Linked DNA regions of Homo sapiens: region 2 is linked to region 1. Evidence: chromatin loops called from intact Hi-C (ENCODE). Cell type or tissue: gastrocnemius medialis. All regions are shown on one strand. Each heading gives the region's core, and the rest is flanking DNA. Links, peaks and the distances in the headings are about the cores only. Region 1 overlaps LOC105378088 (a long non-coding RNA gene). Region 2 overlaps SLC22A1 (solute carrier family 22 member 1).

Evidence for each region. A loop is a pair of places that touch in the nucleus more often than their neighbours do. Peaks named below come from ENCODE experiments on the same cell type or tissue, not always from the same donor. Only the 100,000 strongest peaks of a DNase experiment are listed, where the experiment ranks them.
Region 2: it touches region 1 in a loop (2.3-fold over the local background); 2 of 110 quality-filtered maps call a loop at or near these places.

Annotation. Positions count from the first base shown.
Region 1 is chr6:160,274,249-160,277,162 of GRCh38, forward strand. It overlaps LOC105378088 (a long non-coding RNA gene), which reads left to right. Exons shown (of 2, transcript XR_001744437.2): 2 at 1,513-2,914. Among named protein-coding and RNA genes, the nearest start is that of SLC22A2, 17 kb to the left of the region's middle. RefSeq lists an enhancer at 1-242. In gastrocnemius medialis, for the core only: no CTCF peak of the experiment used is centred there; a DNase peak (open chromatin) is centred at 1,513; H3K27ac peaks cover 2,164 bases.
Region 2 is chr6:160,145,615-160,148,528 of GRCh38, forward strand. The region is part of intron 8 of SLC22A1 (solute carrier family 22 member 1); the gene reads left to right. Among named protein-coding and RNA genes, the nearest start is that of SLC22A1, 25 kb to the left of the region's middle. In gastrocnemius medialis, for the core only: no CTCF peak of the experiment used is centred there; a DNase peak (open chromatin) is centred at 1,662; H3K27ac peaks cover 1,870 bases.

The DNA of each region.
Region 1 (2,914 bases), core at 186-2,685:
GTCTTTACAAAAATAAAAAAAAATTAGCTGGGCATGGTGACTCACATCTGTAGTCCCAACTATTTGGGAGGCTGAGGTGGGAGGATTGCTTGACCCCAGGAGGTCGAGGCTGCAGTGAGCTCTTGACTGCACCATTGCACTCCAGCCTGGGTGACAGAGTGAGACCCTGTCCCAAAAAATAAAATAAAATAACAAAATGAAATAAAAATTGTTTTTTTTTATATTGAGGATAAAGGATCTGGAATGAAAGAAATATACTGAACTATCTGTAGGACCATAAGATGTTTAAGCTGGATGTTACCTTGTTGAAAATGAGGTAAATCTAGGTGAAAACAGGGTTTCTTACCCTCAGTACAATTGAAATTTTGGGTCAGATAATTCTTTGTTGTTGAGGGGTTTTTCTGTGTATTGTAGGATGTTGAGCAGCGTCTCTGGTCTTTATTGACTAGGTGCCCATAGTCATGACATGCTGCATGTCCCCAGATGAGAACGCCTGGTCCAGATTCTTTATTCTAGAGCTAAGAAATGAAGGCTCAGAAAGGGAGGGTGATATGGCTTAGACAGCCAGTGAGAATCAGAATTTGGACCAGCACCTCTGGGTTGCTGACTTTATAAGGCTCTTCTCACAAAAATGAACTGCAACAAAACCTGCTGGCTAATATTAGCCTCTCAATCCCATTTGCATCAGAGCCCTGGGCTCAGACCCTCAGAATAATGTAGCTTCTATTGAAATACTCAAATTTGGCAAGCTTGTCCTGTTTGAGTTGTCTCCAATTCACTTAAGAACCAGGATTTTTGTGAAATTTCAATGACAGTCATTGAGTTGATTCTGAGTGACCAAAATGTTCCTTCCAAACTCACACTCTTTTTCAACAAGTGTCTGTTTCTCTTTCCGTCTGCTTGTGAAAAAACAAATCCTTTGAGCCAGTCCCAGAGGATTATTTTATACTTGATCATTTTCCATGGTACTAATGATTGAGTGACTGCATGCATGCTTGCCAAACAGTAAATAAATCCGTACATAGCTTTTGTTCATTGGATAATCGGGTGTAATATATGCAAAGTTAAAGTTCACTTCATGAAAACACCCGGTTTTATTTGAGGTTTTTTCTTCTGGTCAGTGAACCCAAAGGCCTAGGGAAAAAAATCAATTCACATTTTTGAAACACTGTGGTCCTGCCATTTGCCTCTCATTCATCATGTTGACAAACAAGTGTAAGGGAAAACAGAGGGTGAATGAGACCAGGCTCCAGAATGTTCTTCTTCGGGGAGCGTACCGTTGCGGGCGCAGCCCTCTCTGGTTGGCAAGAGGCTCCCTCACCTCCAGGTTGCCCAGGGTCATTTGGCAGGCCTGTGTTGGATTCTGACACTTTGCAGAGCTGTTGTCACTGAGACCAGCGGCTTGTGGTTGGGAAAGACCACCCGAGCCAGCGAGTGATCAGTGACATTCAAGCTAAGCTCAATTTATGTCAGTATGCCAGTGACGAAATTCACAACTTGATTCTCCCTCAGGGCTGCCGAGTGTCTGACGGGACAAATCCTTCCAACGGCCGCAGCAGGTGCTTCTTCTAGCCCTGTGTTGCAATGACCTGCAGCTCCTGGGGATAACTCAGGCACGCTGCTGACGCCATCAGGAGGCTCAACACCCTCACCCGCTTACGCTACGACCAGCAAAAGCAAACCCCGCAGCTGCCTGCCAGCCGGGAAGAAGGACTGTGTTTCCATGTTGTGAGTCTCCTCATTGCAGCCAGATGATGAATTTGCTGCTGGCTTTGTGCGAAACCGAGAAATACCCAGCGTCCAGCTGAGGGCCCGGGTGGCAACAAAATCAAGCTGATGAATTAAAGAAATATGGCCTGGTCAGGATGCCTGGAGGCCTCAGAGTTCTGATCTTTCTTCTGAGTTACTACATCTTCTGAACTGCTCCCAGGATGGTGTTTGTGATAAGTTGGTTTGCCCAGTAAAACTGTCGCCCAGTGGAGGCAAGCCCTACCTCCTGTCCTTTCTCATGCAGTGGTGTGGAGCGTGGTGGGGAAGAAAGGGCGTTCGACAGCAAGTCAAAAACTTTGGATTTCATTTGTGGCTGTGACACTGGGTTGGGGTCAGTGGCTCAGTGTTGGGAGGGTCTCATTTCTCTCCAACTCCATAGGGCTGTGAGATCACCCACAGCTTTGATTTGCATGTCCAAGCTCATCCCAGCACTTTCTCCTCAGAATCTGGCTAACATTTCAAGTCACTCACTAGCTTCCAGAACTATGGTTAGCTCAGACTCAGTTGTAGCTTCCCCAAACTGTCATCCTACTGTTTTTATCTTACAGCTGAAGGAACTGAATCCCAAACAGCCCGAGCAACCCATTCAGAATCACACCACAGATTTCCTCACCCCTCTTCCACACCACAGAGCCTTCCCATTTTTACATGTCTTTTATATTAAGACAAAACCAAAAACTCATAATTAAGTCAGTAGTGTAGAAACCTGAAAGATATTTTGTTATAAAAGGTTCACTGTAAACCAGGATTTAGAAAATGCAAACCCTTGGGTAAAATGAAGTGTTTTCAGGACACTCACCAGCAGGATCCCTGGCCCCAATTCTGAGAATGTGACCATAAGGACAAGAGGCCTGACTGGTCACCCCAGGCCAGGCCACCTCTCTGACAGTCTGGGATTCTCCCTGCATGCCCCAGATCCATCCTAATGATGAAGCTCAGGTGCTGAGAGCAACTGATCAGATGTTGGCAGGATCATCTAAATCCATAGGCAGCCAAGCAGCCACTCTACTTTGCCTGGCAGAGCTGCAGCAGGCACCTGCAGACACCACCCAAGAGACAGTTCTGCAGTGGCTGAAATGTCTGGAATCTGTACTCCTGGAGCAGTGGCGAGTGGGCACAGGTGGCTATGGAGACTTAGAATGGG
Region 2 (2,914 bases), core at 255-2,754, 130 kb before region 1:
TAATAATAGGGCACGTCACCTTTTGTGTTTGGCTTCCTTCACTTAGCATGATGAAACTCACCCACTTGTTGGATGTATCAGTGTTTTGCTTGTTGTTGCTGTATAGTACTCCAGCATGTGAATGTCAGTGTGCCACAATTCATACACTGTTTAGCTATTCACCACTTGAGGGACATTTGAACGGCTTCCTTCAGAGGGATTCTGATGCAGATGCTATAGACATTTGGGTACAGGCCTTTGAGTGGATACATGTTTTCATTTACGTTGGGTTAAAAACTCAGGAGTGGGATTGTTAGGTCATATGGTAAGTGTGTGTTTAATTCTATGAGAAACTGTCAGACTGTCAGACCGTTTTCCGAAGTGGCTGTGCCATCTTGCGTTCCCACCAGCCATGTTTGAGGAATCCTGTCGTTCCACATTCTCATCAGTGTTTGGTGTTGTCAGCTTTTTTTTTTTTTGAGATGGAGTTTCACTCTTGTTGCCCAGGCTGGAGTGCAGTGGCGTGATCTCGGCTCACTGCAACCTCTGCCTCCCAGGTTCAAACGATTCTCTTGACTCAGCCTTTTGAGTAGCTGGGACTACAGGCGTGCACCACTGCGCCTGGCTAATTTTTTGTACTTTTAGTAGAGACAGGGTTTCACCATGTTGGCCAGGCTGGTCTTGAACTCCTGACCTCAGATGATCTGCCCTCCTTGGCCTCCCAAAATGTTGGGATTACAGGTGTGAGCCACCACACCTGGTCTGGTGTCAGCTTTCTAAAAGTCATTTTGGTAGGTAATGGTATTATTGTGACTTGACTTTTCCTAATTACTGATAATGTTGAGTATCTTTGTCTGTACTTAATTGCCTTCTGTATCTTGGAAGACTTAGTTTTAAATGAAGATTATTTTAATTGTAAAAGTAAACACTTTACTTAAAGTTCTAAGAAATTCTAGTTTGTTAGAAATTCCGTATGTTACTTAAACTCTTTTTCCTCTGTATACATTGTTTCTTCTCCTTATGTCATCATACCAGTAGTTTCTAGGAAATACCCCAGCTCCCTAATCTCATCTTATACATGCGCAGTGCTCTGAGCCCTTCAGTAAAGCCAGAAGGCACCAGGATGGCCTTGATTCACTCTTTCCTGACTAATCCTTTATTAACAGGCCATGTCTGAGACTCTCATTGGTAAAAAGTTACTGGGACTGAGTACAGGAGATGAAGGCATATTAAAAAGAAAACCTTCTATATTTGGCAGTTCTGAGCCCAGAGTCTAAAATAGCCAGGCCAAACAATTCCATTGTCATGGCCACTGGGCCAAGGGGACTGACTCAAAATGTAAACTGTGAAAGGTACTGAGTGTGTAGTTCTCTAGGGAGAAAGGCCAAGCAACCCATCCCCGAGGAGCCCTCGACCACTGCTCAGAGAGCTGGTGGGAGAATCATTCTCATTCACTAGGGAGGGAAGCTAGATGTTCAGAAAAAACTCTCAACTTCTTATGTACACACGCGCACACACACAAGGTAAGGCAGTCATTCAAGTTCCAATATTTCTAATCAATTGAATCAAATTTAATTTGCAGAGAAGGAATAATTTCTGTGACTTTATTACTTTATAAGCACTCCAAGTTTAGACAGTCTCTATGTAAACCATTCTGACCCTGCCTCCGTTCCAGGCAGTTTCAGAGTTGGACTGCTCTGCTCCTCTTCACTTTGTGCAGCACGTGTTGTAAGAACATTCATTTGGCATTAATACCCACTGCCTTGTTTTGAAAATGATCTTTCCATTTTTATCTCCTCACCTTCTCATGAGCTCCTTGAAAACAGAAACCACATGTCATGTCATACTTCTCTGTACCTCACAGAACTCTTCCACAGCCAGACTCACTACATGCTGTAGAATGACTCAATGAATGAAGTACCGCAAACATCTGAATTTTAAATAAGGGGCCTAGTTCCCTACTTCTTCTAGCTTCTGTGTGCTTGCCATTTTTTTCCTTTTAACAATAATTTTTTAAAAATAGTAAAAAATAACTGTGTCTTTTCTTGCACCTCTTGGAAATCACACAAAAGCTATTAGAAGAATGAGGGATAATGCAAATGTGTTTGAAACTGTGATAACATGAAAAGACAATCTACAAGAGGAAGGGCTGCCTAGTGTGTGAGGTCTAAGGGAGTCCGAGAAGATTCCAGGAAAGGACCCCTGTGACAGCAAATCGTAGGCGAGGCCAGCAGCTTTCCAAAGTAGACAGCGTGACTTGAAGGGTGTGATCCATGGTCCCTTGTTTGGAGAAACAGAATGATGGGTGCATGGGCTGGAGGTGGAAGCTCCCTTCCCTGGATGTTGTATGGCTGAAGGTGAAGCAGGGAGGGCAAGGCTGTAAAAGAAGATATGCAGGAACTTTCAGACAGCAGTTACTGAGAGGCGGGTGGAAGAGACTAGCTCCACACCATCAGCCCCTGTAGATCAGGAATAAGTGAGCCAAAAAAATCTAATCATATACAACCCTGATCAAAGAAAGAATTTCTACTAGCCCAGAACATGGCCTGGCTGCTTCCCCACAAACCCTTCTAGAAATGGCTGATAGAGGAAGAAATAACAGTATGAAAAGATGAGTAATAAACAAAAAAGTAATTCATTCAGGAGGTACACAAACATATCATGAGATAAAGGGGGAAAGGAGCAGAAAAAGCAAAAGGCAAATGAAGAACATGTACCAGAAAAATGCTGTAACAACATAGATCAAAGTTCTAACTACATATACTACCAAAATGTAAAGTATTAATAAATCAGTCATCTCTATAAAAATAAGACTTTAAAGCAGAGGTATAGTTCTAGAGAGAATATCTGGCAAGACAATAGAAGACACTGAAGCTGTCTTAAGAAAGAAACGAAAAAGAAAAATTAAGAAGTGGAGAAATTCTTGCATTTGAGA